Linked DNA regions of Homo sapiens: region 2 is linked to region 1. A link is a contact called in ENCODE Hi-C or POLR2A ChIA-PET data. All regions are on one chromosome and are shown on one strand. Each heading gives the region's core, a stretch centred on a gene start or an enhancer-like site at or near the end of the contact. The rest is flanking DNA. Distances are from core to core; before and after follow the strand shown. Region 1 holds the start of LRRC41 (leucine rich repeat containing 41). Region 2 has its middle 16 kb from the start of TMEM275.

The links. A loop is a pair of places that touch in the nucleus more often than their neighbours do. ChIA-PET counts read pairs that join two places held with the same protein, here RNA polymerase II (POLR2A). Pooled maps may share reads with other maps.
Region 2: a loop to region 1 is called in a pooled map, with 10 times the contacts of the local background. The contact joins the enhancer-like site here to the promoter of LRRC41 in region 1. A Hi-C loop is called at or near these places in 5 of 50 pooled maps. POLR2A ChIA-PET finds 5 or more read pairs at or near these places in 2 of 52 experiments (HEK293 and WTC11).

The regions. Positions count from the first base shown.
Region 1 is chr1:46,301,664-46,307,251 of GRCh38, reverse strand. LRRC41 (leucine rich repeat containing 41) reads left to right here and starts at 3,636. Exons shown (of 10, transcript NM_006369.5): 1 at 3,636-4,128. The coding sequence starts at 3,930. It overlaps UQCRH (ubiquinol-cytochrome c reductase hinge protein), which reads right to left and starts at 3,554. Exons shown (of 4, transcript NM_006004.4): 1 at 3,432-3,554. The coding sequence starts at 3,485. RefSeq lists enhancers at 2,800-3,381, 3,382-3,965, 3,701-4,100, 5,521-5,588, 5,131-5,588 and silencers at 4,091-4,150, 4,201-4,250, 4,281-4,430, 4,781-4,850, 4,881-5,430.
Region 2 is chr1:46,516,243-46,522,152 of GRCh38, reverse strand. No RefSeq gene overlaps it. Among named protein-coding and RNA genes, the nearest start is that of TMEM275, 16 kb to the left of the region's middle. RefSeq lists an enhancer at 4,365-5,216. Within about 2 kb of position 1,957, at least 2 of the 41 ENCODE cell types and tissues checked have a DNase peak (open chromatin) inside an H3K27ac peak, as active enhancers do.

The DNA.
Region 1 (5,588 bases), core at 2,387-4,886:
CCACCATGGTGAAACCCCGTCTCTACTAAAAATACAAAAATTACCTGGGCATGGTGGCACGCGCCTGAAATCCCAGCTACTCAGGAGGCTGAGGCAGGAGAATCACCTGAAACCAGGAGGCAGAGGTTGCAGGAGCCAAGATCCTACCCCTGCACTCCAGCCTGGGCGACAGAGAGACTCCGTCTCAAAAATAAATAAATTAGCCGGGCATGGTGGCGCACGTCTGTGGTCATGGCTACTCAGAAGGCCGAGGTGGGAGGATCCCTTGAGCCCAGGGGTTTGAGGCTGCAGTGAGCTATGACTGTACCACTGCACCCCAGTCTGGGTGACAAGAGTGAGACCCCGTCTCCAAAAAAAGTCCTAATACATGTTTCATCCTCTACCATGCCATTCAGTGAAGCCACCAAAGCTCATACAAGCTGGGAGTGAGGGGTAGGAAAGGTTCAATTTGGAATCCAGGCTATTTATTCTCACAATTGGCAAAGGTTTCTTCTAAATATGAAGATGCTATTTAGGATGTAAATTCTAGTTTTTCATTAACAAGGTTTCTTAATGCTGCTCTTTTAAAAAACATACTGAAAGCCGGGTGCAGTGGCTCATGTCTGTAATCCCAGCACTTTGGGAGGCCAAGGCAGGAGGATCACGAGGTCAAGAGATTGAGACCATCCTGGCCAACATGGTGAAACCCCATCTCTACTAAAATTACAAAAATTAGCTGGGCGTGATGGCACACGCCTGTAGTCCCAGCTACTCGGGAGACTGAGGCAGGAGCATTGCCTGAACCCAGGAGGCAGAGGTTGCAGTGAGATCGCGCCACTGTACTCCAGCCAGGCAAGAGCGAGACTCCGTCACAAAAAAAAAAAAAAAAAAACTGAAAAAGTTTTCCCAAAAAAACTAAAATTACATTCTGCCCGAGTTAGAAAACAGAAATTAGGACCGTAGATACAAGACCCTTATATCATTTCCCTATTAGCAATGCTACAACACTGGTAATTCTGTGTCACTGATAATTTTGTGTCAAAAATAACATGGCAGGTTTTGAAAAAATAAATCCAAATATGTTTGAATATGGATTGCTACATGTAAAATTTCCAGTCACTGAGAAAAACCAAGATCACACCAGATAAAAAGATTTAATCCTCAATAATTTTGCGTTCCTCAGCCGGGCGCGGTGGCTCAGGCCTGTAATCCCAGCACTTTGGGAGGCCGAGGAGGGCGGATCAGGAGGTCAGATCCAGACCATCCTGGCTAACACGGTGAAACCCTGTCTCTACTAAAAATACAAAAATTAGGTGGCGTGCGCCTGTAATTTCAGCTACTCAGGAGGCTGAGGCAAAAGAGAATCGCTTGAACCCGGGAGCGGAGGTTGCAGTGAGCCGGATCACGCCACTGCACTCCAGCCTGGGAGACAGAGCAAGATTCCGTCTCAAAAAAAAAAAATTATGGGTTCCTCATAGAATACCATAGTTTATTTTATTTTATTTATTTATTTATTTATTTTGAGACGGAGTCTCGCTCTGTCGCCCAGGCTGGAGTGCAGTGGCGCGACCTTGGCTCACTGCAAGCTTCGCCTCTCGGGTTGACGCCATTCTGCCTCAGCCTCTCGAGTAGCTGGGACTACAGGCGCCCGCCGCCACGCCCGGCTAATTTTTTGTATTTTCAGTAGAGAAGGGGTTTCACCATGTTAGCCAGGATGGTTTGGATCTCCTGACCTCCTGATCCACCCGCCTCGGCCTCCCGATCCACCCGCCTCGGCCTCCCGATCCACCCGCCTCGGCCTCCCAAAGTGCTGGGATTACAGGCATGAGCCACCGCGCCCGGCCAGAATACCCTAGTTTAAAACTGACTGCTTAATTACTTGCTTTTTCTCATCTATTGCAGCGGTGGATCTTGCTGACCTTTCTGAGGCAGGCTCCATTTCTTTCTTTAGTTTTTTTTTTTTTTTTTTTTTTTGAGACAGGGTCTCACTCGGGTTGCCTCGGCTGGAGTGCAGTGACACGATCACGGCTCACTGCAGCCTGGACTTCCTGGGCTCAAACTCCCGAGCAGTTGAGACCACAGGCGTTCACCACCATGCCCGGCTAATTTTTATATTTTTTGTAGAGACGGGGTTTCGCCACGTTGCCCAGGCTGGTCCAACTCCTGGACTCATGCTACCTGTCTGCCTCGGCCGTCCTCCTAAAGTGTTGGGATTACAGGCGTGAGCCACTGCGCCCGGCCTCAGGTTCTATTTCTTTTTAGAAATAATAAGACTAGAAAAATTAAGGGATAAATAAGTCTCCAATTATTCTGAACCCACAGCCCAGAATGGCTGCCCCCAAGTGACCAGAGAACAGACGGACAGGAAATGAGATTAGAAACAACTAGTAGCTGTGTCGCAAAATTGATAAGAGTCCTGGTTCTAGAACCGCGCTGCTTGGCCGCAATTCCTGGCTGCACCAATTTGGTAGCTGCATGACCTTAGAAAAGATATTTAACCTCTATGCTTGTTTCCTCATCTGTAAAAATGGCACTAATAGTACCCAACACTTACTTCATAGGAATAGTGTGTAGATGAAATGAATTAGGGCCGGGCGCGGTGGCTCACGCCTGTAATCCCAGGACTTTGGGAGGCCGGGGTGGGCGGATCACTAGGTCAGGAGTTCGAGATCAGCCTGGCCAACAGAGTGAAACCCCCGTCGCTACTAAAAACACAAAAATTAGCCAGGCGTGGTGGCGGACACCTGTAGTCCCAGCTACCTGGGAGGCTGAGGCAGGAGAATCGCTTGAACCCAGGAGGCGGAGGTTGCAGCGAGCCGAGACCACGCCACTGCACTCCAGCCTGGGCGACAGAGCGAGATTCCATCTCAAAAAAAAAAAAAAAATTAATTAGTGCATATAAAGCACTTGGAATAGCAAGCAGTCAATAATTATAGCAGCACTCTTTCTCTGGGAAAGAGCTCCCTCTTCCATCACAGAATCACATCGTACATTCTTTCATTGTCCCCAAAGACACACACCTTCCTCAAAGAAAAGGAACACAAGGCCAGGTCTTCCGAACCTCCATAGAAGATGTGGTAGGGATTCCTAACCTGAGCTGGGGCAAGGCGGTCTGTTTGCTCCCCAAATCTGTGAAACGCGGGCTTCAGAACATCTGACTGACTGCAAACATAGGTCATATTTTTACAAGACTTTAGTCCACAAAACATTTTCGCTCTCAAACCTTCACTACATTCACAGAATGCAGAAGCCGAGGCCCAGAGAAAAACTAGTCATCTATCTGTCCAAAGTCACCGGACGAATTCTGGGGAAAGGTCGAGGGAACTAGAGCTCCCGACTATGCAAACCCTAGAGGGTAAACTGGGGGCTAAGAGGGCCCCGTGCGTGTTTTGGCGGGCTAGGTCCTGGGCTTCAGGGCAGAGAAGAGGGCCGAGTGGATCGCCTTGCCTTACCTCCTCAGGATCTCCGGATTCGGTAAGCATCTTTTGCTCGTCCTCCAGTCCCATGTCTGGCTACGGTTCTAGATTCAACACGAGCAGCAACAGCGGCACCTAACCCAGTTCAGGATCAAGAAGGACTTGTAAGGGTCACTCAGCGGAAATCCGGCGATCTGGCCGGAAGTGCGGCACACTCATCGTGGTCGCGAACACATGCTCAGATTGGCATGTACTACCAGCCGCAGGCAGAGGTTAGGGGTAGCTGATGTTTGCACCCGAGGAGGCTTTGCTAAGAAACATCCCCTTAGTCATACCACACCCAAGTATAATTGATCTAGGAGTTTATCTAAAATAGTAGCTCCTAAGAGACTTGGAAAGTGTGCTAATTTCTTCGAAATTTCTTTAGAATAATTCACATTCTTCCCCATATCGCTTATGGAGCCGTCCTAACTGCTGACCTTTTCAAGATGGCGGTCCGCGGGCGACACTCTCGGGCTCGCGCACCTCCCCAAGATGGCGGCGCCCGAGGCCTGGCGCGCCCGGAGTTGCTGGTTCTGTGAGGTAGCGGCGGCAACGACCATGGAGGCCACGTCCCGGGAGGCGGCGCCAGCGAAGAGCTCGGCCTCGGGCCCCAACGCTCCCCCCGCCCTGTTCGAGCTGTGCGGGCGGGCGGTGAGCGCCCATATGGGGGTTCTGGAGAGCGGGGTGTGGGGTAAGTCGCGGGGTGAGGGGCTACCTCTGGCTAAGAGCAAGGGGCGGCCCAGCGGCCGGGGGGCGCGGGGGGCGAGGCCGGGAGGCCCGGGGCAAGGCCCAGCCTGGGGCGCTGAAAGCCAGCTCGTAGGATCGGAGAATGAATTTTGTGACTGACAGGGCTGGACAGAGTAAAGACGGAGACCTAAATGGGCAGGCTGACCCGCACCGCGGCCTGGCTCGGGGGCGCGGGGGGCGAGGCCAGGAGGCCCGGTCTGGAGCGAAGCAGGCTGGGCCCGGGCGACTGAGGCTGGATTGCGGCTGTGGGCCGCGCGAACTGACACTCGGCTGGGCCGGGCAGGAGAGTCTCGGATGTCGAACCGGTGGGCAGCGATGGCCCGGCTGCCCTAGGGCAGGGGCCGAGGTTAGGAGGCCCGGCCTAAGGCAAGGCCAGGCCAGGCCCGGGGCCACCGAACCTGACTGATGGCCCCGGGGCTCCAGCATCTGCCTGACACGCCACGGGGGTCGAGATTCCGGAGGCCAAGCCGATGGGCGGAGGGGAGGACAGCAGATTGGAGAGCGAGGGAATGGGGCAGGGGGAGAGGCCGAACGAAAGGGTCGGGGCGCCGCGGCCTGTCTGACGGCCCAGGGCTGACGGGAGCGAACCGACAACCGGGGTCTCGGGTGCCAAACTGACTAAGCGACCGAGCGACCGTGCGACCCGCAGGACAGGGAGCGCCGGAGGCCACTCGGATCGGCTCGAGCGGCGAGGAGGGACCGGAGAGCGAGTGGAGGGGGGCCCGGAGCGGCTTAAACAAGCGAGGGAGGCTCGAATGACGGACAGGCGGGAAGGGCCAAGGAGGCCCCAAGCGGGGCGACGGCCCGGGGATCCCGGACTGCCGGGCTGCCGTGGCAGGGGGCGCGGCGCCGCCAAGAGGCCTTGGGCTGAATGGGAGTGAACGGGGGCCCCAGGCCTGAAGGCGGCCGGGACCAAAGGGCCGGGCCTGGATGGAGGGCGGCCTGGGGCGCCGGGATGAACGGCCGGGGAGGGCGAACCGGCCAGTTGGGCTGGGAGGCGGGGCTGTGGGTTGGGGACCGCTGGCCGCGGCCTGGCCGCTGACGAGGGAAACTTGGGTCCGACGTGGGGCAAGTGAAAGAGGGGAAAGTGAGGCTCTGCCAAGCAGGCCTAGCCGCGCTGGGGACAGGGGAGGCCTCGGGCCTGAGAGGCTGCTGGCTCTGTGAGGGTGGGGTCGGGAGGCCGGGGTTGGAGTTGGGCGAAGAGGTGGCAGGCCCGGCCGAGGCCTGCTGGGGAGGGGGGCAGGAGAGCAGGCCCCGGGCCTGGAAGCGGCGCGGGGGAGGTTCCACCAGGAGGCCTTGCGGGTGGCCGTGGCGTCTTTGCAGGAGGAAGGCCCTGGTCAGGACAGGAGTGAGGACTTTGAGGACTCGAGGTTGCAGGGCGCGGAGTTTGAGTTATGCCATGAG
Region 2 (5,910 bases), core at 708-3,207, 220 kb before region 1:
GTTAGCCGTAAGCCCTTCGAGGTCAGAGACGTGTGCACTTCTCATTCACCCCTGCTCCTTTACGTGGATATATGTGTGATTATTTGAGTAATCTCCATTTTATCCATTAGACTATATATAGGGCCAGGAACTGAGTCTACTTTTGTTTAGTGGCACTTATCATAATGTAATAAGTGCAATAATAACAAGCAAGTATTGGCCGGGCGTCGTGGCTCATGCCTGTAATCCCAGCACTTTGGGAGGCCAAGGTGGGTGGATCACTTGAGCTCAGGAGCTAGAGACCAGCTTGGGCATAACAGTGAGACCTCATCTCAAATAATAAAAGTAAAAACAAATTTAAAAAAAAAAAACAAGCAAGTATTGAGCATTTACTAAATGCCAAAATTGTGCTAAGTGTTTTACAGATGTTATCTTTTATTCCTAACAAAGAACCCTGAAGTAGGCATTATCATTCGCCCCACTTTACCAAGGAGAATACTGAGCCCCAAGGTGACACTAGGAGGAGGTGTGTATAGGATGCTCTTGGTAGTTCCCTCCACCCCTCACACTCAGTTGCCTGATGAGGAATGGGGTGGAGAAGGAAACCGTGGCTGGAAGAGGAAGTGGTGGCCCTTGGGCAGGTGGGAGAAGCAGAGGGCTTTCTGGAGGCCTTGGGTTTCTGAAGCCACAGAAGGGCCAGTGACTTAGCTGAAAGAGATGGGGTGGGCTGGGCACTGTGGCTTACACCTGTAATCCCTGCACTTGGGGAGGCTGAGGCAGGCGGATCACCTGAGGTCAGGAGTTCGAGACCAGCCTGGCCAACATAGTGAAACCCCCTGTCTCTACTAAAAATACAAAAAAATTAGCCAGGTGTGGTGGCAGGCGCCTGTAATCCCAGCTGCTTGGGAGGCTGAGGCAGGAGAATTGCTTGAACCTAGGAGGCAGAGGTTGCAGTGAGCTAAGATCACACCATTTCATTCCAGCCTGGGCAACAAATGCAAAACTCTGTCTCAAATAAATACATAAATAAATAGAAATGGGGTGGGAGTGAGACCAGCTATATATTTTATGGGGTCCAGGGCAAAATGAAAATGCAGGGCCCCTTGCTTAAAATGTAAAGATTTCAAGATGGTGACATCAGAACATTGCGGGCCCTCTGAGCCCAGGGCCCTGTGTGACTGCATGGGTCACACGCCCATGAGGCTGCTGCAGGAGGGAGCATGCTGTGAAGAGGTGGGCTCAAGGCAGCCCCTTGGGGTGGATGTGTGGGTTGGTGCACATGGGTGTTCACATGGCAGCTGGGACCAGTGTCTGACTCTTATGTGGGCATTTGGGTGGCATCTTCCACAATCACAGGGCAGCCGCCACCAAGTCTCTGTGGGCACCAGGCCAGCAGTTTGGCTCGAGAGGCTGTCTGTACAGGGGAGCTGGTGCCACTGAGCATTCAGGGGCTGTCTGGAGTGTGAGCAAGCCGGGAAGAATGCATGTCTGGGGGTGGAGCGGGTGTGTGGAGCATCAGGCGACAGAGCGTGGCTGTGTGTCTGCCGGTTTGCAGTGGGGCTGTGTACACAGGCATGAGAGACAGGGAGACAGACACCCTGGGATTGTGTGGTCCAGTGCAGAAGTCAACATGTCCCAGGGGTGTGAGAGGATGCGTGTGTGCGTGTGTGCTGTGAATGTATGGGGAATGTGTGTGAGAGGCTGTCAGTGTGTGGGGGCGTGTATGCCTATTCCCACGTGCCTTCCTGGGTGCTGGCCCTTGCTGTCTTCCTTATTGTGAGGCCTCCCAGGTGAAGACCTCTCCAGCCTGCCTCAGCCCAGCCCCCAGGCCTTTGTGGGACCAGGTCCCCTCTCAGAGCGACATTCCTGCCTGCCGTGGGGTGGGCAGCCCCACAGAGCTGCCTCCTAGGCTGCTGGGGTGATCCCTGGCCAGTGGTGTCAGGTTCCCAGTGCTGAGCCCTCCCTCTGCAACCCTCTGAGGGCCTTTGTTGGAAGTTCAGACACACTTGTCAGGGGGGCGGGTAGAAGGCCACCTCCTAATCGGCTTTCCCAGAAGCTAAAGGAGAATGAGTGATGGGGGTGGAGGGCTCCAGCCCAGAGCAGCTCTGTGGGAAAGAGATGAGGGAAGTGCCCAGCCCTAAAGGGGTCCATTCCCCAGACCCTCTCAGCAGGGGCCCCTTCCCTGAGGGCCCCTAAGGAACCAGACCCCTGAGCTGCAAGAACATTGGCCAAGGCCTAAGAGAAGGGGGAACTACCGGGCGCCATGGCTCAGCCAGGCGGTGGCTCACGCCTGTAATCCCAGCACTTTGGGAAGCAAAGGCAGGTGGATCACCTGAGGTCAAGAGTCTGAGACCAGCCTGGCCAACATGGTGAAACCCGTCTCTACTAAAAATACAAAAAATTAGCCAGGAGTGGTGGTCAGCGCCTGTAGTCCCAGCAACTGGGGAGGCTGAGGCAGGAGAATCCCTTGAACCCGGGAGGTGGAGGTTGCAGTGAGCCAAGACCGCACCATTGCACTCCAGCCTGGGCAACAAGAGCAAAACTCCATCTCAAAAAAAAGAAAGAGAGAACATGGGGAATTTGGAGAGAAGCTTCGGGGAGCCCCCTACCTTTCCCATTTCCCCCACCATGGGCTATCTGAGCACCAACGGCATGCTGGGCCTAGAACTGCTCAGCTTCTCAGCCTCCCCAGTGCCTTCTCCTTTTTACCTCCTCTGAGTCACCCAGGAAGCAGGCTGGACCTGGTTAAAGATTCCTATTCAACAGAATAGGAAACTGCAGACCAGAGAGGGATAGTTATTTGCCCTCAGTAAACAGCAAGCCAGGCTTAGCTCATCCTGGCTCCACCAGTAGCTTCTTCTTCTCTTTGTGGTCAGCGTTTCCCTGAGGTCCCATCCTCTGCTTCTCTCTCTGTAATCTCATTTAGCAACGTGGCTTCATTCACCATCTCCCTGTGACAACCATCAAGGCTAAGAGCATGGATTCTGAGGCCAGCCAGGTTCATCCCTTGGTTGGCCCATGACTAGCTATGTGGCCCCTCAGCAAGTTATTTAACCACTCTGTACCTCAGTTTTCCCATCTGTAAATGAGGATAGTAATAGTACCTACCTCATAGAGTTGTGTAAGGATTAAGTGACTTCTTTTATTTATTATTATTATTATTAATTATTTTTTGAGACAGAGTCTCACTCTGTTGCCCAGGCTGGAGTGCAGTGCTGCAATCTCAGCTCACTGCAATCTCTGCCTCCCGGGTTCAAGCAATTCTTCTGCCTCAGCCTCCTGAGTAGCTGTGAATACAGGTGCCTACCACCACGCCCGGCTAACTTTTGTATTTTTAGTAGAGTCAGGGTTTCACCCTATTGGCCAGGCTGGTCTTGAACTCCTGACCTCATGATATGCCCGCCTCGGCCTCCCAAAGTGCTGGGATTACAGGAGTGGGCCACCATGCCCAGCCAAGTGGCTTCTTACGTGTAAGGTGCCAGGCACAGAGAAAGTCTGTGTCAGCAGCAGAGACAGACCCTACATCTTCCCTTGAATAAATAGAAGTCTCCTCAAATGCAGCAAACAAGACTACCCTGAGCTCAGGATCATTTTCGGACACTCACTCCACTCCAACAGAGTAGGGGTCTCCATCTACCCTATTGCCTGGCCAGAGACTTGAAAGTACCCTTGACCCTCCCCATCCTGCTTAAAATCACCACAACAATTTTCCTTCCGAAATCTCTCATCAATCAGACCCCTGCTCTGCACTCCCTCCCCCAGTCCAGATGGATGCCACCCTCCTCTCACCAGGACGTGACAGATACTGGCCTCCTCTCTGATCTCCTGCCCCCACCTCCTTCTCATGAGCCACCATGCAGCGAAAGTGGGGGTTACTAAAATACGCATAGATCACCCCACTCCCTCACTGGGAATAGCTTCCAGTGCCTCCCACACCCTTGGCCCTTGGGCTTCAGTCCAAGGTCCTTGTTTCCCTCCTCATCCTCACTGGCTGGCACCACCCCCACCATCCTCAAGCCCCACCCAGACAAGTCCCTTGTTCTTTCAGGGCTCAGGGCTTTGGCAAGCTGGCTCAATCCTGCAGCTTTCTATGAGCTATGCCTCTCCCAGGGCACCCTTCTCTTTGACTTCCTGGTGAACACTGGACCCATGAGACTCAGGTCAAAAGTCTCCCTCCCAAGGGGCCTTTCTGATCTCCCTAGACTGAGCTAGGGGTCCTCTTCTGTGCTCCCACAGGTATCCTTTTTTTTGTTTGTTTTTTGTTTTTTGTTTTGAGACAGAGGCTCGCTCTGTCGCCCAGGCTGGAGTGCAGTAGTGCCGTGGCTCATTGCAACCTCCGCCTCCCAGGTTCAAGCAGTTCTTGTGCCTCAGCCTCCCGAGTAGCTGAATAGCTGGGATTACAGGCACACGCCACCACACCTGGCTAATATTTGTTATTTTTAGTAAAGACAGGGTTTTGCCATGTTGGCCAGGCTGGTCTCGAACTCCTGACCTCAGGTGATCTGCCCACCTTGGCCTCCCAAAATGCTGGGATTACAGGCGTGAGCCACTGTGCCCATCCCAAGGTCTCCATTTTTTGAACACCATATCACCCTGTGTTGTAGTGTTTTCCTTACTTGTTTCTATGTAGCCAGCTCCCAGCACAGGCATAGGCATACAGCAGGTGCTCTGTGTATGCTGAGTGCATGAGTGATTTGAACTGCAGTGTTACCAGGGTACCCTTTATGCCAGGGAAGGTGTGTCCCTTGGGGCTGAAGTACGTAGGAGGCAGTCAATGGCTCAGGCCAGGGGAGGGAGCAGTGGGAGATTTGAGGCAGATATTTGATCTCTCAGCCCCTCCCAGGGAGGCAGGGGACAAGGTGAAAGGGAGACGCTCCCCGCCCTAATCCTCAGCCCGCTGGGGAGAGAGGAATGCGTCTCCTGGGGTGGACCTGGGAAGTGGGGAGGTCAGGGCCCGCCCCTGGGAAGCCTAGCAGACAGCTGCCTGCATACATTCAGGTCTGCTGGGTTCTCCTACCAGGAAATCCGCAGACAGAGGAGACTGTCACCTCCCCTAAACCTCAGCCAGGTGCATGCACCACCTCTTCTGGCTCTTGGCCCTGCGCCGGCACTCTGGAGCACCGGGGAAGAAGGTGGAGCCAAAGCAGCCAGGACTGAGCAGAGATCTCTTGTCTTCTTTTTCTTGAAATGCAGCTGGAGGGACCAGGGTTTCACAGCAAGAACTTCCTGGCTGTGCATTTTTTCTGCACTTATTGCCTATATGTACGGTCTTGCCGTCTATCTCGCGCTGTCTCTCCTGCTCATCGTGAATGTGCTCGTACACACACAGATGCAAGCAGACACTTAGGAATTCATAGCACAGGTTCTCAGACCTGCAGATAGACTTATAACAACACAGACACACCCCAGCGCACCATGGCAGAAAGCCCTCCTTCATCCTCTGCTTGCTCACCTCTGAGGACAGAGCTCACAGCCTCTGAAGGCTTCCCTTTCCACTGGAAAATAGCTCTGGCTGTAGATCCAAATGTCTCTTCTTACCACTCCCCTTTGGCCCTGGCTTACTTGCAGTTTTCCACAGAGTCCCCTGCCTCTCTCTGTCCTGCAGACCCATCCGTCTCCCAAGCTACACTGAATACTCCCAGGCATTGCTTGTCTCAGGCGTCCCATGTCCCAGGCTACTCTGCCACTTGTGTTTGGGTGAGGTCCAAACAGCCTAGAGAAGATGGAACTGTCTCCCATTATCTGCTCCCCTGCAGCCACTCCAGAGTGGCATCCCGGCTGCAGATTAGTAAGGGCCACAGAGAGAGCTACACAGTCAGTGTGACAATGGCCAATAGTGCAGTAGGTCCGCCTCCCTCCCCACTGGCCATGGCATCAGAGGGGCAGTGAACAGACCTGGAGACACTGCCTGCTCAGGCCACTGCGGGCATC